Linked DNA regions of Homo sapiens: all the other regions are linked to region 3. The links are chromatin loops, found by intact Hi-C in ENCODE. Cell type or tissue: endothelial cell of umbilical vein. All regions are shown on one strand.

Evidence for each region. Peaks named below come from ENCODE experiments on the same cell type or tissue, not always from the same donor. Only the 100,000 strongest peaks of a DNase experiment are listed, where the experiment ranks them.
Region 1: a loop joins it to region 3, with 15 times the contacts of the local background. A loop is called at or near these places in 2 of 110 quality-filtered maps.
Region 2: it touches region 3 in a loop (9-fold over the local background); 8 of 110 quality-filtered maps call a loop at or near these places.

Annotation. Positions count from the first base shown.
Region 1 is chr1:101,435,234-101,443,233 of GRCh38, forward strand. No RefSeq gene overlaps it. Among named protein-coding and RNA genes, the nearest start is that of LINC01307, 120 kb to the left of the region's middle. RefSeq lists an enhancer at 1,153-1,322. In endothelial cell of umbilical vein, a CTCF peak has its summit at 3,366; a DNase peak (open chromatin) is centred at 3,348; H3K27me3 peaks cover 601 bases.
Region 2 is chr1:101,353,634-101,361,633 of GRCh38, forward strand. All of the region lies in intron 4 of LINC01307 (long intergenic non-protein coding RNA 1307), which reads left to right. Among named protein-coding and RNA genes, the nearest start is that of LINC01307, 34 kb to the left of the region's middle. In endothelial cell of umbilical vein, a CTCF peak has its summit at 3,952 (motif pointing left); a DNase peak (open chromatin) is centred at 3,938.
Region 3 is chr1:101,285,579-101,293,578 of GRCh38, forward strand. No RefSeq gene overlaps it. Among named protein-coding and RNA genes, the nearest start is that of LINC01307, 34 kb to the right of the region's middle. In endothelial cell of umbilical vein, a CTCF peak has its summit at 3,048 (motif pointing left); DNase peaks (open chromatin) are centred at 3,043 and 6,323; H3K27ac peaks cover 2,289 bases.

The DNA.
Region 1 (8,000 bases), 150 kb after region 3:
TTTTATTTTTAAAGAGTACATCCTATTTTCCTAAACCTGAAATTTAATTCATATGGGAAGATAACACAGTAGACAATACATTTTAAGATCAGGAAAAAACTTAGAGATAGAAAATTGTAATCTTTGCTTTGAGCCAGCCAATTTTCAGCCAGCAATATGAAACTAGGCAAGCCATTTTACCTTTCAGATTTTCCATTTCTTTATAAACTAATGATAATAACATCTACTTTGCCTGGGACATGAGATTTTTGTGCCAGGCTAATCAGGAACAGAACAGCCAGGAGATCTGCTTGTTTCTATGGAAAACGAGATTTATACCCCATCAGAGAACTCCCTGAGGGCTGCCCACCTACAAGGAAAACTATTATGTAGCCTCACAAATGAGGCTGCTTTAGTTTTCTGGAAGGTAGTGTATTCTCTGCCCTTGAACCAAATTTCAAAACACCACCAGCAATCATGCTGAAAGGTCAAATGTTGAATCCTTATGATTCTCAACAAAGCTCTATGATAGAATCACCTGCTTTGAGAAAAAAAATGTCCATGCTCTGGCTTCATACATTCTGAGGTGGGGTCTGGGCATTCACAAATGAGTCTTATGTGGGAGCTGGGTTGAGAACCAACCTGTCAGTGACAGACTGTGGCCCCTTGCAGCATCCTGCCCTGGTGAGTGAAGTGAGTTGTATTGTGACTTCTAGCTTATAGATGATGGACAAATTCTGTGCACCACAAAGTTTGATTGCATTGGGGATATTAAATTCCCATGCAGTGAGCAGTCTATCACAGGACAAATGAGAGTGTCAGAGCAGGCTTTTTAGGGCCTGTGTTATTATGTTGAATGATAAACTGCTTGCAAGTGATTAAACTGCCTCCATAGACCTAGGCCCTCACTTTTTTCTTTTCAGATGATGCCATCTATCTTTGTATTTCTTGTTTCCTACCAACACACGTGTCGAATTGCCGCAAAGCATCTCAGTGCTTGAGAAGTCTGTTGAAAGAGATGTTTCATGCTTAATTTTCTTAGTCATGCAGAACTGGATCAAATCTGTGTCATAAGAAATTGGGCAACTATAAATAATCGTGGGTTTACATATTTTATTTTCAGGTTTTATTTTAACTTTTATCACTAGGAAAAGTCAAGCAGAACCATAATTTTGAGAAGGAAGTGAAACAGGATGGGCATGAGATGCAGATGGTGCTATGATCTGTAGAGCTTTCTCTGTATATTTCACTTGTGTTTCAGTTGTTTCAGTGGAACAATGAGCAAAAACTGAAGGTCATTTGTTCCATAAAGGATTTCTTGAAAAGCTATTATTATTAACATAGTTGACATTAAAGTAATTTGACCTGAGTAATAGTTGTCTCAGAACAACTTTCATTTGGTTCATATATCAGCACTAAATTACTTTTGATGATTCTAGAAAGAGATAGTTAGAAAACATAAATTGTAGAGATTCTGATGAACTGAATTCCACAGTTGAATGAACATCTTGGGACCAAGGTCTGTTAGTTTTTCCAAATGTACTGATAAGGAAAGACAATAATTTTGTGATGGAGCTGTTATTTTTAAAATTTTGACTGGAGATGACAAGAAATTCTCATCAGATGCTATGAACACTGCTCTTGGATACTTCCCTTCTTCTAGATACTTATTTTCTGATTATCTCTTTGCTTTGCTTTTTTTTTTTTTTTAGAAAATGGGTTATTTATCTTTTTATTATTGGGGTTGTAAGAATTTGTTTTTTTTCTGAGACAGGGGCTTGCTCTGCTGCCCAGGTTCAGTGCGGTAGCATGATCATAGCTCACTGCAGCCTCGAACTCCTGGGTTCAAGCAATCCTCCCACCTCAGCCTCACCAAGAAGCTGGTGCCCAAGCATGCACCACCACACCTGGCTAATTTTTGTATTTTTTTCTAGAGACAGGGTCTTGCTATGTTGTCCAGGTTGGTGTTGAACTCCTGGGCTCAAGAAATCCTCCCACCTTTGGCTTCCAAACTGCTGGGATTACAGGTGAGAGCCACTGCACCCAGCCTTTGCTCTGCTTTTTTGGTGACATAGGTTTGGTTTAGATGATTGCTTCTAGGAAAACTGTGTTAGCAACTCTGCAGTGTGTAGAGGTTCCTAAAGATGGAGAGGAGGCACAGGATTCTAGTTCTTGTCTTTCCAGCTAGCAGCGAACTGGGGTTTAGAACCAAATAAAATCAGAATTCCCACGGTGTGAGGAGAGGTACTCAGGATAAAACTGGCTTCAGACTCTGGGCAAGGCAGGGACTGGTCTATGTCAGCTGGAGGCATCTTTCCCAGACACTGGAGAGTGCATGTGTGGAGTTTCCACACTAGGCACAGTGTCTAGCTACCAGGAACAGAGGCTGGCACTGTTCTGCACCTATACCAGAAACTCAACAGAGGAGGCTTACTTTTATTCATATTGTTTTACTAACCATCCCCCACCCCATAGGAGGAAGGGGAAAAAATAACTTGTGAATAAAGTGGAAGAAAATTAAGATATAAAAAAGATTTGCTTGCCTTTTTTGTTTTTAAGGGTTTGTGAAGAGGCAAAAAAGGCTGAATCCCATTCTGTTCTTCAGGAATTATTCCTGAAGTATTTTGTTCTTTGTCTTAGATCAAGTCTGAAGATGTGAGATGTACTGCTACACATTGTTGTTATCTATTCTGTAGTGGAAATACACATTCCAGAACTGGATGTGGCATGGTGTAATTTTCCTGTCTAATTAGCCCTAGCACTCTTAAGTTAAAGGCTCACACTGCATGTCCGTTGGCATGACATCAGTCCACCACTGACTCTGACTGTCAGCAGGAATCTAAATATTTGGGCCAATGCATTTTGTCTAGAGCTTATATTTGTAGTTCAAAGAGAACTTCTTTGTAATGAAAAAAAAAGCATTTTTGTTATTATGTTTCCTCTTCTTTGGAATTAGCAACTATCCCAATTAAGCCTCTCTAACTTCTCCTACTTCCCCAATAGGCATACCTCTTGAACTGCTTTAGTTACCAACAAAAATGGGAATGATAGGTCTTTGTAATTAGCTTTTTAGAGATAGAAAAATCACAGCTATTAACCCCAGACTGTGTCTAATGTGGAGTCTCAACTTAATAAATTAGCTAGAAGTATGCTGCCTTTCTCTGTAGTGAAGCCTTATGGCAGCCCTGGCTTATGGCTGCTGGTTACTGATGAACCAAAAAGATTGTTGTGAGGCTATTTCTATTGTCCTACGCTCATCATCTTAGGTGTGGAAGAGTCATTAAAAAATTAAAGTTATCAAAGAATTATTAAAGATCACTGTTTCGTCCCTTCCCTGCCCCAGTGCTGGTACTCTCTTTACAACATCTCCCCCACGTGGTAGCCTTGATCCTGATAGAACTCACCTCATGAGCCTGAGGCAAAAATAGTCTCCAGCTTCCAGCAGACAGTTACAATTTGGAGTTATCCATCAAAATAGTCTACTTAAAACTGTAGAGAGCTATAGCTTAGAAGGAGACATAAATGTATAAATAGATAAATTGATATAAAATGTTGTGAGTGCTTTGATATAGGCACAAATAACTTGTTAAGAAACAACTAACTGCCTGGGAAAGTCTTGGAAAGATACCCTGAGGAGACATTGGAATCTGTCTTGAAGAATAAGTAGAAGTGAGTGTGTGTATGGGTGGGGGTGAGGGGGACTGGGAGTGAGTAAGAATATTTCCACAGAAAGAATAGCCGGTACAAAGATATGAAATCTGGAAAAGGCTGCGTTAAGCCAGGGCAAGAAGTTGAGAATGGCTGGATGGAAGGGCTTATGAAGTGGATTCTCTTTTCAGAAAGAGATGGCTTGAGCCTGGCTATTTGGGGGTTTGCTTGTTCAACCAAGAAGTTTAGATTTTATCTTACAGAAAAAGAGAAGACATCAAGAGGTTTGAAGCATGGGAGTGACTTGATTTGATTTCCAGTTTAGAAAGATAACACTAGTGGCAGTTTTGAATACTTATTTGATGGAGAAGGGAGTGAATCAGGGATACAGGCTGGGTGTAAAGCACTCTGCCCTCCCAGCAGCCCAGGTGGCCTGTTTTTGGTTCAGAAAATAAAGTTACTGTTTATAGAGACAGACTTAACTGGTTGTGATAGATCATTGCAAAATGTTATGCCTGATGTATGAATATTTGCAAAGTAAAATGGAAAATTGTGGCAATTGCTTGGATTATGCAGGGAAACAAAAATTGACTTGAAATACTAACATAAGGAATTTTAAGATGGAAAAAGCATAGATCAACGAGCAAAAGCTTTCTTTTTTTTTCCCCCATGAAATGATCAACTGTAATTTGGCTGGACGTAGTCTTAAGCATATACTCTTATAATCTCATGATTTCAATAGTATGTTTTTCTGTGACATCCTTATGGATCACAAAGTCACAATGGCATAGTATAAAATGGAATCACATTAAAAAATTATATTCTAGGCTGGACGTGGTGGCTCACACCTGTAATCCCAGCAATTTGGGAGGTCGAGGTGGGTGGATCACTTGAGGTCAGGAGTTTAAGACCAGTCTGGCCAACATAGTGAAACCCCATCTCTACTAAAAATACAAAAACATTAGCTGGGTGTGGTGGCATCCGCCTGTAATCTCGGCTACTCAGGAGGCTGAGGCAGGAGAATTGCTTGAACCCTAGAGGTGGAGGTTGCAGTGAGCAGAGATCCCACTGCTGCATTCCAGCCTGGGTGACAGAGCAAGACCCTGTCTGAAAAAAAACCAAAAAGTATTCTTAAAAAAGAAGGCAAAATAAGATTAGTAGAGGAACCAGTGCACATTTGCATATACTTAAAAACTTGTGTACTTTTTAGCTGGCTTGTCGGGATTACAACTCTCAAGCTAGCATAGCTGATGAGCTTTTGATCCCTTTCCTCCTATGGGGTGGGGGATGGTTAGTAAAACAATATGAATAAAAGGAAATGCAGTGGTGCTCAGAAGGAGAAGAGTTTGAGCCGTCTAATTGTTCCCCACATTCCATTTTGCCTTATAGACTTTGCATCGTCTGCCCTTTTTGGCTTGCTGGCTATTCAGTTCCCATTTTCTGCATGTCACAAACAAATGCTCCCAGGATAAAGTCAGAAACAGAACTTGAGTCTATTTCAAAAAAAGATGAGGGAGGAATATGCCTGGATTAAAGCCATGAAACAAATCCCCAAATATCCTTGCTAATTTAACATGAAAATAAGCTTTTAATAGTTTATCTTTATTCATGTTACATGTTTATTTAGTAGCATCTCAGTATTGAGAAAAGTAGATTTTGCAGCCAACTGACAGAAGAGTTTGGTCTGGATACTGGTTGTCCTCCCTGCAGGGATGGTTGGCTCTTGCGCTTGGAATGTCCCGGGGCTTCCCAGTATAGAAATGTGTGCTGGTCAGAACTGATCTCTGGCATGATTGTCAATGGCATCCATGAATTGGCCCACACCAGCACATTTTCCTGCGACTTCTCAGCTTCTGGTCTGTAGCTGCTTTCCGTCATTTTGTATTTGCTGCATACTCCATCAACCTAATAAAGCAGCTGTTTATTATGCGTGACCTGCTCTATAGTGTGACTGATGGATAACTGCAGCATTTAAAGTCTTGTGTTAGATTCTCAGCCTGCTGCCAGCTCTCCATTATATTCCATAAAAATGTTTCTTGTTATGGACTATCAGAAGCAAAAGTAAGTTATTTTAGGGTCAGAGCCAATTTGAACCCTCTAAAGTACTGCCAGATTAGAAGGTGGGAGAAAATAAGAAGCAGTCTGGAAGAAGCTGCAATTAAGGGCATCAAACATATGCACAAAGCATACCTTTTTCATAGTCCTGCATATACAGACACAGAGTATTTTATGTGGAGCATGTGATCCAATATGAGCTGGTATAGTCATATCTGTGAGGTTGGAAGGCTGGTTAAAAGAAAGGCAAGGACAGACAACTCTATTTATTATTTATTATTCACTCTGGTCCAGTGCTTTGCTGTGTTCTACTGCACATTATATGTCATTGATTTTCTAATAATCCCAAGGAGTTTTTTTTTTCTCCCATTTTATTGGTAACGTCTGAGGAAACAAGCTCTGAAAAATTGTGTCAATTTCTTGGCTTCTCACAGATAGTACAGGGTGTGCGGGATGAAAGCCCAGGTTGGTTTGGTGACAATGCCTGAGTCGTTTCCACTACCCTCTCCATGCTCTCAGTTAAATGACTTCTCAGGGTGAAAGCTCCTTAAGCCAGTCCTGGGGATTCACATAGAGGACTTGACTGGCCTCCAAAAATTTGCTTCTTAAGGTTTCAGGGATTCAATAGCTAGAGATTCATCCTAACAACACAAAAGTTGATTTCCTTGTAGTTTATTTTCATAAATATATTATGTATACTAAGTTTATATTAGCAAATAATGTGATAATTTTAAAAACATGTTTATACAAACATAGCCCTTTCTTTTTCTTTTTCTTTCTTTCTTTCTTTCTTTTCTTTCTTTCTTTCTTTCTTTCTTTCTTTCTTTCTTTCTTTCTTTCTTTCTTTTCTTTCTTTTTCTTTCTTTTTCTTTTTCTTTCTTTCCTTCCTTCCTTCCTTCCTTCCTTTCTCTTTCTTTCTTTCTTCCTTTCTTTCTTTCTTTCTCTTTCTCTCTCTCTTCCTTTCTTCTTTTCTTCTTTCTTTCTTTTTTTTTTTGAGTCGGAGTCTCGCACTGTCCCCTGGGCTGGAGTGCAATGGCACAATCCCAGCTCACTGCAACCTCCGCCTCCCAGGTTCAAGTGATTCTCCTGCCTCAGCCTCCTGGGTAGGTGGGATTACAGGCACCCACCGTCACGCCTGGCTAATTTTTGTATTTTTAGTAGAGACGGGGTTTCACTATGTTAGCCAGGCTGGTCTCGAGCTCCTGACCGCGTGATCTACCCGCCTTGGTCTCCCAAAATGCTGGGATTACAGGCATGAGCCACCACGCCCGGCCTCTTTCTTTTTTTTTCTTTTTTACATGTACTGGTTTATTATAAAGGATATTGCGAAGGATACAGAAGAAGGAGTGACATGTAGCGTGAGGTATGGGGGAAGGGGCAGGGAGTTTTCACGTCCTCCCTGGATGTGCCGCCCTTCAGGGACCTCCACACGTTCAGAGTTCAGCTTGGTAGCTCGCTGACTCTGCCCTCTTGGGTTTTTATGGAAGCTCCATGATGTCAGCATTCCTCCCCCTAGGGTACAGGGTGGGATTCTCTCCTGGGAGGGTCTTAAGACCCACAATCAGAAAGATGGGGGAACATTAGAGTCCTGCCTTGGAGCAGGTGAAAGGAGAGCAGAAGAAAGATTCTATTTCCTGAGGCCTGCGCCTGAGGCCTAACACCCCCAACATTGTGACAGAAGACTGTGACAAGGGCTCTGGGAGTTATGAACAAGGAACCATGGATGAAAACCAATATATATCATAACACCACAGGCCAGACCCTGGTTTTCAACCATGGATCCTTTACATCAAAAATATATATATACACAATCATTAATAATTAGTCCAGTTAATCAGATTGTGTGAGTATCTCCCAGGATGAGATCAACCAGGTTTGCAGGTTTCCTGTCAGTCTTGTCAGGTCCCAAAAGCAGGAGTGGCCTCAGTAAATATTCAACCTCACCCTTTCAGGCATCTGGGATGACTGACCTAAGAGACAATATCATCTCTTACTCTGAGACTCCTTTGAGTTGTTAACTGTAAGCCAAAAAGTACCTGAGACAGGTCTCGATCAATTTAGAAGTTTATTTTGCCAAGCTTAAGGACACATGCCCAGTAGACAAGTCTGTGCCTTTCTCCAAAGATGATTTTGAGGGCTTCAATATTTAAAGGGGAAAGTGTGGCTATTGGGGAAAGAGAAAGAAATTTTTGAAAGATGTGAGTAGACACAAGTGGGAGTTGAACAATGAGAACACATGGACACAGGGAGGGCAACAACACAGAGGGTAGGGGGCAGGGGGATGGAGAGCATTAGAACAAATACCCAATGCATGCGGG
Region 2 (8,000 bases), 68 kb after region 3:
TTAATTTAACTGGGTAGGAACCAGCCTGTGATTTGGAGGATGGGGAATTTCATCAAAACAAAGGGATGTGGAATCCTTCTGAGCTAGGTGCTCCTTCCAGTTTTTATCCATAACATCATGCAGAACAAAGGCCACCCCAAAATGATGCCTTAGAAAGCAGACCCAGCTGCCAAGTTTTAGAATGACTATTACAGTTTAGTTTCCATGGACTTCATATGAGAGCCACTTGTTTTTCTTCCTTCTTCTCTCTATCTCTCCTTCCTTTCTTCTGTTTATTTATTTTAAAAACTGTTCTTCATCTTTCTTCTTTTGTAATATTTCTACTTTCCATTTTCTAAAAGCAAGATTATTTCCCAGCTTCTCCTACTTCTGTATCTTTTTGCTCTTTGAACTCTATCTCAAGCCTAACCTTTGCACAGCTAATTAAATATATCCAGTTTTGACATTATCCCTGAGCCCCAAATAGACGTTTCTAGGTGTTTACTTGAAATCTCCACCCAAATGTCTCTTTGAATTCAGTATTATCAGAGCTACTTTTTTTTTTTTTTTTTTTTTTTTGAGACGGAGTCTTGCTCTATAGCCAAGGCTGGAGTGCAGTGGCGCGATCTCGGCTCACTGCAACCTCCGCCCCCGGGTTCATGCCATTATCCTGCCTCAGCCTCCCGAGTAGCTGGGACTACAGGCGCCCGCCACAATGCCTGGCTAATTTTTTTGTATTTTTAGTAGAGACGGGGTTTTACCCTGTTAGCCAGGATGATCTTGATCTCCTGACCTCGTGATCCGCCTGCCTTGGCCTCCCAAAGTGCTGGGATTACAGGCGTGAGCCACCACGCCCAGCCTATCAGAGCTACTTTTTTAGTTATAGACACCTGTGGCAAAATTGTATATTCTGGGGCTTCCAAAACTATGTTGCAGGAAAGATATGACCTTTTTGCAAACTTACCTCTAGACCTGAACCAATGAAAATCCCTTGCCCCCTCTGTGTTTTGTACTTTTGCCTGATCCTGGGATTGGGGCTTTCACACCTTGCTTTGCCCATGGCTTTGCGCCCCGAGTGCAGGCTCTTAACCTTGTCTCCTGTTGGTTCCCTCTTTCTGCCTTTGCCCACAACTCCCAGCAACGGCGACCTTCAAGTCATCACCCGAAAATGTTTGGTGATAGCTTTAGTCAAGATTACTGTAGAGGGAATTCTTGCACAGAGCAGAAGTTTGTACTAAATCTCTTTTAAGATTCCCACCAGTTTTAGGGATTGGTGATTTTATAGGATAAAATGTTTAGTGTTTTCTTATATGGCCATATTCCCTTGATTGAGCTGAAAGTCTTTGTCATTTATATATGTTTGGAGCTGATGTTAAATTTTCTTTATGGATTTGCTTGAAACAAATGGGTCATTACTTGCAGCTTGGATAGTTTTTGGCTTCCATGGATTATTCTGGCTTTGCTATTTGTTTTGGTGGAGAAAAACTCCTAATTAGCTCTGTAGCGGAAACTGCCAGTTTTCTCCCATTCCTCCGTAGTAATAGGCTTTTCAGCTGACACATAGCAGCCTCCTTGACCTCTCAGCCTCCTTGGAGCTGAGTGACTGAATTCTAAATATGAAGGAAGTGAGAGCTGTACAACTCTTGTGTGTCCTAAGCGGGAGGTGGCTTACCCTTCTTCTGTGCTTTTCCCTTTCTCCGATGGCTGCAATGCAGATATGGGAGCAGGCCCCTTGGACTTTAGAGACTAGTGCAATACTCTAGGATAGACAAGTGACAACATAAAAGGGGCCTGGGTCCCTGCATGCAGAGCTACTACCACCTGACTCCAGTTTGTGAGAGAAAAACTTTAACCTTGTTGAAGCCACTATTATTTTGGATAATAATAGGTCTTATCATTTAAAACTGTATCCTAAAAAAAATACAAGTTTGCATTTTCTCATAATCCTGTAGTCAAACCTTTATCTTCTGTGTATCATATTGGTTATTGCTATTTAGATAAGTAAACCAATAGAGCTATATATGGAAAGTGGATTAGACTGAGGGGCCCTGGAGCCTGGACAAACACAGATTTTAGAATGCAGGAGCCAGGCTTGAATAAAGGAGACAAGAAAAGGGAGCTAGCATTTACTGAGCATCTACTATATACCAAGTACTATGTCAGCGGCTTTACATATGACACCTCATTTAATTCTAAAGTTTACTACTGTTATCCTCATTTTGTAGCTAAGGAAACTGAGTTAGCAAGGAGAATTTGGCCAGTGGCCAGTAAGGGTGGAACCGGAATTTAGCTGCAGTTCTGATCCCCAAACCTAGCTCTTCTCCCTGTATGCTCGAAGAGAGGGTGGAGGGAGATCTTGAGGGTGGTGAAGAGCTGGAGGGAGGACATCCCAGCGGTCACCAGTGGGGAGCCTCCTGGGGAAAATGGCACAAATGACTTTGTTAAAAATTGTAAATTGACACTTTATAATTGTATACATTTATGGGGTAAAACATATTATGATTTTTGAATTCAATGTGGAATAATTAAATCAAGCCAATTAATGTATCTATTGATGCAAATTTTTTGTGTGTGTGTGCAGTAAAAGCCTTTGAAATTTACTCTGTCAGCAATTTTGAAATGTATAATACACTCTTATTAACTATATTCACCACACTATGCATTAGATTAAAAAAAAAAAAACAAACTTATTACTCCTGTCTGAGATTTTGCACCCTTTGGCTATAATCTCCCCATTCCCACACCCTCTTCAGCCGCCACACTCCGCGCCTTTGTAATCACCATTCTACTCTCTGCTTCTTTGAGTTTCATTGTTTTAGATTCCCCATATGAATGAGAACATGAAATATTTGTGTTGTTTTTCTCTGCCTGACTTATTTCACTCTCTAATTACATCCATATTTTTGAAAATGACAGAATTTCCTTATTTTACAAGGCTAAATAGTATTTCATTGTGTATTTACCACATCTGCTTTATCTATTCATCTGTTTTTGGACACCTAGGTTAATTCTATAACTTGGCTATTGTGAATAGTGTTGCAATGAACATGAGTGTGCAGAGACCTCTTCAAAAAACCGACTTCAATTTTGGGTAAATACTCGGAAGTGGGATTGTTGGATCACCTGGTAATTCTAATTTTAGTTTTTTGAGGAACCTCCATACGTTTTTCCATAAGGGCTGTTTACATTCCCACTAACAGTATACAATGGTTCCCTTTTTTCCACATTCTCAGCAGCACTTGTTATCTTTTGCCTGTTTTGATAATAGCAATTCTGACAGGTATGAGGTGATTTCTCATTGTGGTTTTAGTTTGCACTTTCCTAATGATTAGTGATGTTGAGCATTTTTAAATATATCTTTTGGCCATTTGTATGTCTTCTTTTGAGAAATGTCTATTGCAGTCCCTTGCCTATTTTTTAATTTTTTTTTTTTTTTTGCTATTGAGCTGTTCGAGTTTCCGATATATTTTGAATACTAACCCCTTATCAGATGTATGGCTTGCAAATATTTCCCCCCAACCAGTAGATTGTATCTTCACACTGTTGTTTCTTTGCTGTGCAGAAGCCTTTTAGTTGGATGTAGTTTTAGTTTGACTTGTGACTAAAGGATGCACCTGAGGATGTCAGAATGTACATCTTCCAGCAGGAGTCAGGGAACTGAATTTAAGTTAGGAGAGTCAAGGAGCCTGGATCCTGTCTTTAGGTCCTGGTTCACATTCAGTAGGAGAGGAGTCTCTTTTAAGTTCAATGAAGGCAGATGAGGCTCAAACATTCCTTTATGCAGATCCTTAAAAGAGGGGGGCATAAAAACAGAGAGAGAAAAGCCTGCATTTGGAAGTCTGATACAGAGCAATATTCATTCCCACACTAGACTGAGGGAGAAACTCTCACAAATCTGATATCATCATCTTTTAAACCAGGAGTAGGGGAGAAGCTGTCAGAGAACAGTGCCACCATGTGGCAGAGTAAAGAATAGCAATAGTTGGGACAATAGACCAGCCAATAGGAGTCTGCAGTAGCTTGCAGGAGACTGGGGTTTTGGGGACAGGAGGCAAGCTGGAGGTGAAAGCATGATGGATAAAGCCTTTTTTTTTTTTTCAGTACAATACTAATGAAGGGTCACTGTGGCCTGGGAAAATAGCATTATATTGGGATAGTTACCCGAGCCTTTAGTTATTTCCAAGCCTGGGAAAGGGAAGGTTACTTGCAGAAACTGGAGATTGTAGAAGCACATTCTTTTTTTTTTTTTTTTTTTTTTTTTTTTTAAGACTGAGTCTCATTCTGTCCCACAGGCTGGAGTGCAGTGGCGTGATCTCGGCCCACTGCAACTTCTGCCTCCCGGGTTCAAGCAATTCTCCTGTCTCAGCCTCCCAAGTAGCTGGGATTACAGGTGCCTGCCACTACGCCTGGCTAATTTTTTTTGTAGTTTTACTAGAGGCAGGGTTCCTTCATGTTGGCCGGGCTGGTTTAGAACTCCTGACCTTAAGGGATCCTCCCGCCTCGGCCTCGCAAAGAGCTAGGATTACAGGTATGAGCCACCACGGGAAGAGCATTCTTTAGACAACCAGGAAAACTTGAATTTAGTGTTTATCCTTAACTGAGCTTTGTGGATCATGACTAACAATCGCCAATAGCTTGGGAAGTTTAAGAAGGACTTTTTGCGTTTAGGAAGTAGAGAGGGCAGAGATAAACAAAGGAACCAGAAACGGAGCATTGGGTTCCAGGAGGCACAAGAGGCAGCAGAAGTGACTGAACATTGATATCTTGAGCTCAAGAGCTCTAAATAAGCCCAGGCAGTTCAAAGCCGGGCTCTAACTGTGGCTGAAATTGCTGACCTGCGTATAGTTTATAATCTTTTATAACCTCACACTCTAGGAAAGTAATCTTGTGATTTTATCACAGCCAAAATGAACATTTTGTCTCATTGCTTTATACCTGAGGACAAAAGAACTAAGGCATTACATTAGAGATGTCAATCATGGAGGCTGCCGGCCCTCTGTCCTTCCTCAGTGAAACAGACCTGTGCGTAGCCACTGCTGAGCAGACTTTCCTGTGCTGCCAGGGCCATTCTGTTCTCCTCCCTTCCTTGCCTACTTTGTAACTATTATTTGGACAGAGACGAGCACTTGATCCACAATTAGCTAGTGACATATTAGATTATTGACTTGACATTAGACAGAGGTTGCCATCCAGTTGTATTTCTTCTTTCAGGTGTTTGAAATGGAAAATACTGAGAATATTAGATAGTCGGTGACTGTAGCTGAAGCTGAAAGTATGCATAGAGGCTCCATGTGGGGTTATGAAGAGAGGACAAGCAGGAGCTGGCAAAGATATCCTGCCAGAGACTATATCGCCGAGAGGAAAGTGCTAGAGAAAATTGACGATCACTAGAATTGCCTTAGTTTCTGATGGCTTCCTGGTTCCAGGTCCAGTTCTAGTTCTGCTCTGCTCCACATCTGTGCTTACAAACAAACTCATCTTTTGAGGTCAATTGAATGTCTTTTCCTTGCAATGGATGTATTAGTCAGGATTTTCTAGAGGGACAGAACTAGTAGGATATATATATACACAAAGAGGAGTTTATTAAGTATTAACTCACAGGATCACAAGGTCCCACAATAGGTTATCTGCAAGCTGAGAGGCAAGGAGGGCCAGTCCATGTCCCAAAACTGAAGAACTTGGAGTCTGATGTTTGAGGGCAGGAAGCATCCAGCACAGGAGAAGATGTAGGCTGAGAGGCTAGGTCCGTCTCTCCTTTTCATGTTTTTCTGCCTGCTTTATATTCACTGGCAGCTGATTAGATTGTGCTCACCAGATTAAGGGTGGATCTGCCTTTCCCAACTCACTGACTCAAATGTTAATCTCCTTTGGCAACACCCTTACGGACACACCCAGGAGCAATACTTTGTATCCTTCAATCTAATCAAGTTGACACTCAGTACTAACCATCACAAGTCCACCCTTTGTCGACTTGAACCTATATGCATCTCCTGAGGTCATGCATAATCTTCAAATAAAGACAATAATAAGGTCATAATTATGCCTAACATAATACAACTATCCTTTGTACAACCAGAAACACACCAATCCCCAACCCAAATACTATTACATAAAGTTAACAATACTTAAATGCTGATATGAAGTTAATAAATCTTATGTCACATGATAAAAGAAAAGGAAATAAAATAAAGATTTTTTTCTTAGTACAAGTGTATATATACATGCACAAACATGTTTTTAGCAAAAGAAGGGGTAAATAGTCATGACAATTACAGTCCTCATTTCTGCAGCTGGTCACATGGTCGTAGCTGGTATTGATAACTACCTTCTTCTACTACTTCTGTATTCCCTTTGCCTTCAATTAGCACCTCAGCAGGTTGTGGTTTTTGTACTGGTGGAGTGACCCAAACCTTCATTCCTGAGGGGTCTGGGCCTTTTATAGTCCTGCCTGGATCGCGCTGTTGTAGTTTCCCATTGACCTTAATCTCAGGGCATGGTAATACTAACGGATGCCCTAATGGGATCTCCTGTACTCCATGCATCCTCTTCCTTACCTCCATTGTGGAGTAGTAGACTGATTTCATCTTGATAGTCTGGGTCAATCACCCCAGCCAACACTGTAACTCCTTTCTTAGCCTGTTGACTTAAAGGTAGGAGGGTCCCAAAGTGTCCAGGTGGTAATCTTAACTTCTAGTTAAATGGAATTGTTGTTGTGTCTCCTGGTGGCAGCGTTCCTCCCTCTAGAACTAAGACCTCTAGGCCAGCAGAACGTAAGATCACGGGAGCAGGAAGCAAAAATGTTGCTAGTTGATCACTAGGGGTGATGGTGAGTGGTGCCACTTCCACCACTTGATTTCTGGACCTGTGAATCTTGGCAATGGGAGAAACAGTACCATATGTTGGATGCTGATTCAGAGCATGCACAGCCTTCTGGAGAACTTTGCCCCAGCCCTGCAAAGTATTGTCATCTAGTAAGCATTGTAATTGTGACTTCAAAAGGCCATTCTACCGTTCTGTGAATCCAGCTGCTTCAGAATCATGAGGAACATGGTAAGACCAGTGAATTCCATGAGCATGATTCCACTGCCATGCTTCTTTAGCCACTTAAGTGAGTGCCTTGGTCAGAGACAATGCTGTGTGGAATACCATGACAGTGAACAAGGCATTCCATGAGTCCACGGATTGTAGCCTTGGCAGAAGCATTGCATGGAGGATGGGCAAACCCATATCTGAAGTAAGTGTCTATTCCAGCGAGGACAAACCTCTGCCCTTTCCATGATGAGAGAGGTCTAGCATAATCAACCTGCCACCAGGTAGCTGCCTGATCACCCCAAGGAATGGTGCCATGTTGAGGGCTCAGTGTTGGTCTCTGCTGCTGGCAAATTGGGCACTCAGCAGTGGCTGTAGCCAGGTCAGCCTTCATGAGTGGAAGTTCATGTTGCTGAGTCCATGTGTAATCTCCATCCCTGCTACCATGGCTACTTTGCTCATGGGTCCATTGAGTGATGACAGGGGAAAGAGGCTGAGTGGTGTCCACAGAGTGGGGCATCCCATGCACTTGATTATTAAACTCCTCCTCTGCTGAGGCCACCCGTTGGTGCATGTGGCATGCACTCACATGGCATACAAGTATCTTCACAGTTTTTGCCCACTCAGAGGGGTCCAGCCACATACCTCTTCCCCAGATTTCTTTGTCACCAATTTTCCAATCATGCTTCTTCCAAGTCCCTGACCATCCAGTCAAATCATTGGCTATTGACCATGAATCAGTATATAATCACACATCTGGCCATTTATCCTTCCATGAAAATTGCCCAACCAAGTTCTGCCCACTGGGAAGATTTCCCTTCACCGTTGTCCTTCAGGGATGTCCTAGAAAGGGGCTGTAGTGCTGCAGCTGTCCACTTTCAGGTGGTGCCTGCATATTGTGCAGAACCATCTGTGAACCAGACCCTAGTCTTCTCTTCCTCTGTCAACTGATCATAGGGAACTTCCCATGATTCCATCTGTGCAGGCTGGGG
Region 3 (8,000 bases):
AAAATAACTGTCCTGGATTTTCCAAAACTATCACTGATTGAAGAAGATGAAGAAGATATAATAGCTAAATGCAATATGAGATCCTGGATTGGATCAAAAAAAAGAAATCTGTGGGAAAACTGGTGAAATTCAAACAAGGTCTGTAGATTTGGTTAATATTGTTGTATCAATGTCTATTTCCTGGTTTTGATAATTGCATTACATTTATGTAAGATACTAATATTTCAATAAACTGGGTGAAGTGTATATAGAAACTACAATTTTTGCAACTTTACTGTAAGTCTAAAGTTATTTCAAAGTAGAATTTCTTAAAAAAACCTTCATGTTCTAATGAGTGTACAGTTTCCGTTATGCAAGATGAATAAGTTTTAGAGATCTGCTGTGCAACATTAATGTATTGTGCACTTATGAATTTGTCAAGAGGGCAGATCTCATGGTAAGTACTCTTACCACAGTAAAAAACAAACAAATAAAAATCCCTTTTAACTAGGTGCTATTAATATTTTCTCAAGTAAGTTGGCTTACTCAGGGTGAGACAACTTGTTAAGGGTGGAGCAAAGCTATGTACTCAGGCTGTCTGACTCTAGAGCTTATCCTGTACCCTATGATATATCCTCTTAGTACTTTTAGGAGACAGTGGAATTGTTAGCTTAGTTTTAATTTTTCATAGACTTGTATTCCTTTAGTCCTATGTTATAAAAAGCTTTTTCTAAATCATCCTGCCTCCCTTTAGTCCATGTGGAGGAGATTCTGGCAGAGTTGTTGAGTCAGAAGAAATACAAGCATGAGTAGGACACTGTACTGGAAACCATTGCCCACACAAAGAAGTAGCCGACTTCTCTGCTCTCCTCAGGAACTTACAAAGAGCTGAGACAGACAAAAGACAACTAACAATACAGAGCAGAAAACAAGCACCAACAAAGTAGTAGAGGCTCTGTGTGCCATGGGATGTTAGAGGAGAGAGGCCTGGTATAAGCTTCCTGATGGAAGGAGGAGGTGACATTTGACCTGAGCCTTCAGGAATGAGAAAGATTGCCAAAAAAAAAAAAAAAAAAAAAACAAGAAAAAGAAAAAGAAAAAAGGAAAACCATGGGGAAGAACATTGTAGATAGATAGAGAAATTGCAGCCATCGGAGGTCTGTTGCCTTGCCACCTGTTGCCCCTCATGTGCAGCAAGTCAATAGATCGAGACATGGGGTTGCAGCAGAGAATGAGGTTTAATAACAGGACCACCAAATGAGGACATTGGAAGGAACCTCAAATCCACCTCCTAAAGGAATTTGTGGCTAGGGGTTATAGAGGTTTGGGAGTAGGCTGAAATTTGGAGATCATTGATTGATCAAAGAGTGGAGGGTGAAGTCAGGGCAAGGAGATGAAGAAGCTGTATTTTCATGCCAATTCCATTCCTCCTCAGTGGGGGTCTTCAAACTGGTTAGCATCAGCTATTTTGCTGGAATTTGGGATCTGAAAAACATCTTAAACGGTTCCTAAACAAAAGCCTTATGATTCTAATGTCAGAGATCCTGTCTACAGGAGCAGTGGAGATGCAAATCAATTCTTAAAGTCTTATGATCCTAATGCCAGAAATACTATCTAGGCTGGGCTGAGAGACTGAGGCAGGAGGATCGCCGGAACCCAGAAGTTTGAGACCAGCCTGGGCAACGTGGCAAGACCTTAATTCTACAATTAAAAAAAAAAAATTAGATGAGCATGGTGGCATGCACCTGTAGTCCCAGTTACCCTGGAGGCTAAGGTGGGAGGGATCACTTGAGCCCAGGAGGTCAAGGCTGCAGCAAGCTGCGATTGTGTCACTGCATTCCAGCCTGGGTGACAGAGTAAGACCCTGTCTCAAAAAAATAAATTAATAAATTAATAATAATAATAAAAAAAGAAATCCTATCTATAGGAACGATGGGGATGCCAATGATCAATATCTAGTGCTACGTTATTTTCAGCAACAAGAAAGTGGATCAAATTACAGCTTGATTAATATTTCATTACATCTATATTTCTGTTCAGAACCCAGCATGCAATTCTTGTCGACTCTGTGAGGACAGTTCCAAAATGACTTAGGGAAAAATAAATGGAGGGCCGAGCATGGTGGCTCATGCCTGTAATCCCAGCACTTTGGGAGGCCGAGGTAGGTGGATGATCTGAGGTCAGGAGTTTGAGACCAGCCTGGCCAAGATGGCGAAACCCTGTCTCTACTAAAAGTACAAAAATTAGCTGGGGGTGGTGGCGGGCTCCTATAATCCCAGCTACTCAGGAGGCTGAGGCAGGAGAATTGCTTGAACCCAGGAGGCGAAGGTTGCAGTGAGCCGAGGTTGCGCTACTGCTCTCCAGCCTGGGGGACAGGAGATTCCATCTGAAAAAAAAAAAAAAAAGCATGCACATGCACCTGTAGTCGCAGCTACACAGGAGGCTGAGGGAGGAGAATCTCTAGAAACCTGGGGGCAGAGGTTGCAGTGAGCCGAGATCATGCCACTGCACTCCAGCCTGGGTGACAGAGTGAGACTCTGTCTCCAAAATAAATAAATAAATAAATGGAGGTGGAAAAGCCCAAGAGAGTTGACCAGACCAGCTAGACTGCAATGCACAGTCACTGTGTATTTCAGACAAAGATATTCTAGCAGGGATCCCAATCTCAAATGCCTTCCAGGGCCATACACATGTGTGGGGCATGGAATAAGATATTGAAGAATGATGGGAGTTCTGGCAAATTAGAGAGGGCTTGCCAAAAAGCATTACAGATTAAAACAAAACAACAAAACCAAATACTACCCTAGACAAACACATTGCTGACCAGATTCTGCCCAAAGGCTGTTGATTTGAGCCTACTTGTGACATAAACTAAAACATTCTTAGCTGTTACAATGGTAGCACAACTTATCAAACGAATGAATTATTTGGAGCTTTGTACTAAGGCTGTGTATTCAGATGTGTAGTCAGTTGTGTGATATTAATTCATTGTTACACTTTCTAAGGGTTCTAGGTCAGCAGCAGTATTGTTGTTAGGACATTACTGCCACCTAGTGGTCATTAGGGCTGTGCCAGCACCAAAGAAATCTGTGTATGGAGCTTTCATCTTCCAAATGTTTGTCTTGTGACGCATGCCACAAAACACTCAGATAAGCTACATAAACCTTTTTATACTGCAGTGGTAAACAGCTCACAAGTGGTGAGGACTGTTGCTGTTGTATAATTAATGTTGTGACTGGGCGGCTTGTGTTTACTTAGTTGGTGTCTGGTCCGTACATTTTTTTCTGCCGCTGTTGTTGTGTTTGTACTAATGCTATCTCTTTGGCATAGGTATAGAAGTTCATCAAGTATCTGAGAGGCTGTGTTGAAAGGATTAAATGTTTGAGGGGGCAAAGAAAAAAAAACACTGGAGAAATAATCAGATTTTGATGTATATGTTAGCTGTGTGACTTTGAACAAGTCACTGGGTCTCTCTCTCTATCAGTTCTGGCTGCTCAAAAATGTGCGGTTGGACCAGATGTGGTGGCTTACCCCTATAATCCCAGCACTTTGGGAGGCCAAGGAGGGAGGATTGCTTGAGGCCAGGAGTTCGAGACCAGGCTTGGCAACATAGTGAGACCTGTCATTACAAAAAATAAGAAAACAAAAATGTGGGAGTGAAATGGTTTAGCAGTTCTCCACCAAACCCCATGTGGGGGAGGCGTCGTCTGAGGAACATCATGGGTTTAGAAATCTTCATGGATCTTTGTCTGGGTGTGAGGGCTTGGGATGAGGGGAAGAGGTTGAAAAGGAAGGTCCAGACTGTTTTAACCAGAACAGGCCCCACTATAAAAAGTTAATTCAAAAAATTTTATTTTTGAATAGGTAATCCATGTAAGTGATTCAAAATTCAAGAGGTAGAAAAGAGCACATAGCAAAAAGTCTCCTCACTAATCTGCCCCACATTAGAGTAAACCAATGTCACAATCTATTATCTATATTTTTGGAGATATTCCCCCATATTGCCCCACCTCTTTCTTTTATTAACACAAATAATAACATCATACACAGTTCTATAATGCTTCTTTTTATCTATTTATATATTGCAGTTTCATATAACATTTCACTTATTCTTCAGTATGCTCAGACATAGATATATAAAATTTGACTAGATGCTCTAGAAATCTCTTTTGTAAGGGCATTGACCCTTTTTTACTTTTACTCTTTTAAATGTTTTTAGAGACAGGGTCTCACTTTGTCACCCAGGCTGTAGTGCAGTGGTGTGATCATAGCTCACTGCAGCCTTGACCTCCTGGGCTCAAGAGATCCTTCTGCTTCCAGAGTTGCTGGGATTACAGGCATGAGGCACCATGCTTGGCAGCATTGACTCTTAAGCTCACATTTTTAATCTAATATAAAATAAATGATCCATAGATTTGTAGCTATGCAGAGACAAAAACCATTTGTCTTGGTGTCAGACCTCCGAGAGACAGGAAGAGAGTGAGCCCTAGGAGAAGGCCTCTTTCAATATTTTCAGCTACAAGGCTTGTTTGACTGCTGTTAACCATAATCCGTAATCATGATCCACAGTAAGCAAAGCATGGGGGAGCACAACAGCACAGAAGCTGCTCCATAGGCTGAGAACAATGGCTCACACCTGTAATTCCAGTACTTGGAAGACTGAGGCAAGAGGTTCGCTTGGCCTAGGAGTTTGAGGCCAGCCTGGGCAACATAGCAAGACCTCATCTTTATTTTAAAATAAATAAATAAATAAATAAATAAATAAATAAATAAATAAATAAGAAAGAAACTGCTCAGGCACAGTGCTGGATGTATCCACAGCTGTAAACGAATTTGAAGGTTTGGGAAGGATAGAGTAAGAAGGTGAGGAGCAATCACTTTAGAAATCTTGTTACATTTTAAGTTAAGTAGAGATAGACTGCTTCTTCCACAGATTTCTCTATTGGATTTTTTCTTTCTTTCTTTCTTTAAACAGGATCAAATTTCCCTTAGAACAGCGACTCTCAACCCTAATTGCACGTTTGAATCATCTGGGAGCTTTCAGAAACTCCCACAGTCAGAGCCCCATCTGTAGGATTCTGATTTAATTTGTTTGGGGGGGTGAGGCTTAGCACCTGGCATTTTTGGAAAGCTCCGTAGATGATTCTAGATGCAGCCAGGTGACAACAGAGCTGTAGCTTCCGAGTGACTGGCTAGTGATGCAGCTCCTTTCTGCTCTACTGGGTGGTTGTCTCCAGGCAAATGGCCCAGATTCCTTCTCTGCTTCCTTCCTTTAACCTTCCCTTTCTGCCTTCTTTTTATTGCATGATCACTATCTGTCTTGGATTGTTGCTTGTTTTGATGTTTATCAGTCTCTGGAGCATACAGATCCCCCTCAGGTAGTCTGAGCTGGAAACTGTCAACTCCTACCCTTTGCAGTTTCTCTCAGATTCAGCTACTAAACATGTCACCTGAGGGCTGTGGTTCATAAGTTCTAGGTCGGAGGTTCTTAGACTAGCAGCATCAGCACCACCTCAGAAGTTCTTAGAAAATCAAATTCTCAGCCCATCTCAGGTCTAATTTAGCTCACTAAATTAGAAACTTTGTGGGTGGGACTAAGGGTATTTTATTGGTAGCCTTGAACCACAAGCTTGTAGCATTTGGAATTAGTTGTGCTGTCATGGGTGCTCTATCTTGAGGCTTTGGTATGCATGTTGGGCACCCAGAGGCTGAACAAGTTGCAATCTTCCTTCAGTGCCCCCACCATTTCCATCTTACCTTGGTGCTAGAGATAAACTGGGCTTCTTTCCTGATTTCTCTCCTTTGCACCTGAGCACTCCACGATGCTAGGTCCTTCCCAAACTCAGTCCATGCACCCCTACCCCCACCATCCTCATCCCCTGTAACTCCTGATCCTAGGAGAGACCTCTCCAGTTCCCCCAAGCGAGAAACAGATTTTCCCAAGGGGAGTGCCTGGAAGACTTTATGTTTATACTTAGTAACTTCATTTGCCAGACTGCCCAGCAGGACTAAGCCTCTTCCTCCTTTGTGGCTTTGCTGATGACTCTGCTCTGAAGCCTGATGATTTAACTAATTGGTGCTAAATTTTCCTGTACAGAGACATGATTTTATCAGCTGTAATTATCAAGCAATGGGACCTGATTTGGTTTTAAGCAGTCCTAGAACTTAAGCACCTCAGTGAATGTTGTCCTTCAAAGTAGTTATCAGGGGAAGCCACCCACTTATTCTAACAAGGCTGTCATTGTTGAAAATCTGACTGAAAACACTCTCCTGGGTCTGATGCAATCCAGAGTCTGATGTTTGTGCTCCTGCCTGATCGGGTTGCATCTTCCACCACCATCTCCCACGTGCCCATTGCTTTAACCACACAGCAGTTTCCTATTTCCTGAACTTACCCTGCACTTTCACATCTCCATGACTTTGTTATTCTTATTCAGCTTGGATTGCTCTTTTTATGCCTTTCTTTCCTTATTAAAATTCTGTTTTTCCTCCAACGGCCAACTAAGATGCTACTTTTCCTATGATGCTTTTCCTTATTCTTCAAATCAAAAAGATGGCTTGCTTTCTTCTCACATGTCATAGTATTTCACTTTTGCTGGTAATGAAGCATGTTTGCTTGAGTAAGTATTCCCTTCTAATGTACGCTTCTTGACAGCAGGGACCATGGAAACCATCCATTCCTCTTTCAGTGTCCAACACAGTAAGAGGTTGACAGCTGTCTATGAAGAGCCTCCATAAGGAACCAAGTGAGGAAATCAATTTATTTAGTTTATGTGTTTATTGAGTTTACCTATTTAGTTTATTTATCACTCTGTCACCCAGGCTGGATGGCACAATTATAGCTCACTGTAGCCTCAACCTCCTGGGCTCTAGGGATCTGCCTGCCTCAGCCTCCTAAGTAGTTGGGACCACAGGCACATGTCACCATACTGGGCTATGGTTTTTTGTTTGTTTGTTTTTGTTTGTTTTGTTGTTTGTTTTTTGTTTGTTTGTTTGTTTTCAATGGAGTCTTGTTCTGTTGCCTAGGATGGAGTGCAGTGGCACCATCTCTGTTCACCACAACCTCCACCTCCTGGATTCAAGCAATTCTCCTGCCTCAGCAGGACAATTGTAATCCCAAGTAGCTGGGATTACAGCCGCCCATCACCACACTCAGCTAATTTTTGTATTTTTAGTAGAGAGGGGGTTTCACTATGTTGGCCAGGCTGGTCTCGAACTCCTGGCCTCAGGTGATCTGCCCACCTCAGCCTCTCAGAGTGCTGGGATTACAGCAGTGAGCCACCGCACCCGGCCTACTGGGCTAATTTTTAAAGTTTGTTTCTAGATACAAGGTCTTGCTGTGTTGCCCAGGCTGGTCTTGAGCTCCTGGCCTCAAGCGATACTCCCACCTTGACCTCCCAAAGTGTTGGGATTATAGGCATAAGCCACCATGTCCAGTTTATTTAGTTTATTATTTAAAAATGGTATTATACCGTGTCTGATCACTACTTTAATCACTGTAATTAGGAACAAAGGACTTTAAGCTATTTCACACAATCATTCATCTTAAAGGATAAAGATTCAATGAATTTTAGGAATAAAGAAAAAATGTGTCAGGCGTGATGGCTCACACCTGTAATCCCAGCACTTCGGCAAGCTGAGGTGGGAGGTTTGCTTGAGCCATGGGGGGGTGGAGGTTGCAGTGAGCTGAGATCATACCACTTCACTCCAGCCTGGAAGACACTGTCTCAAAAAAAAAAAAAAAAAAAAAAAAAAGTTAAAGAAACGATATATCCCTAAGCACTAGCAGCTGGGACTAAGTATATAACCTCCCAGTAAAATACTTTGAAGGGGGACAGTGTGCCTTTTCTTTGTTAAAGGCCCTTCCTGTTGCTAGAAGCATATCCTCTGTGATATTAATGTATTTTCAAAAGGGCTTTGAGCTCCTGCAGCAGAAAAAAGTGCTACAAAGTCTAGCAGCATCTCAGAAAATTGGGACAGATGGCCTCAGGTTTCTCTACGTCAGTGCATCTCTGTGGTTT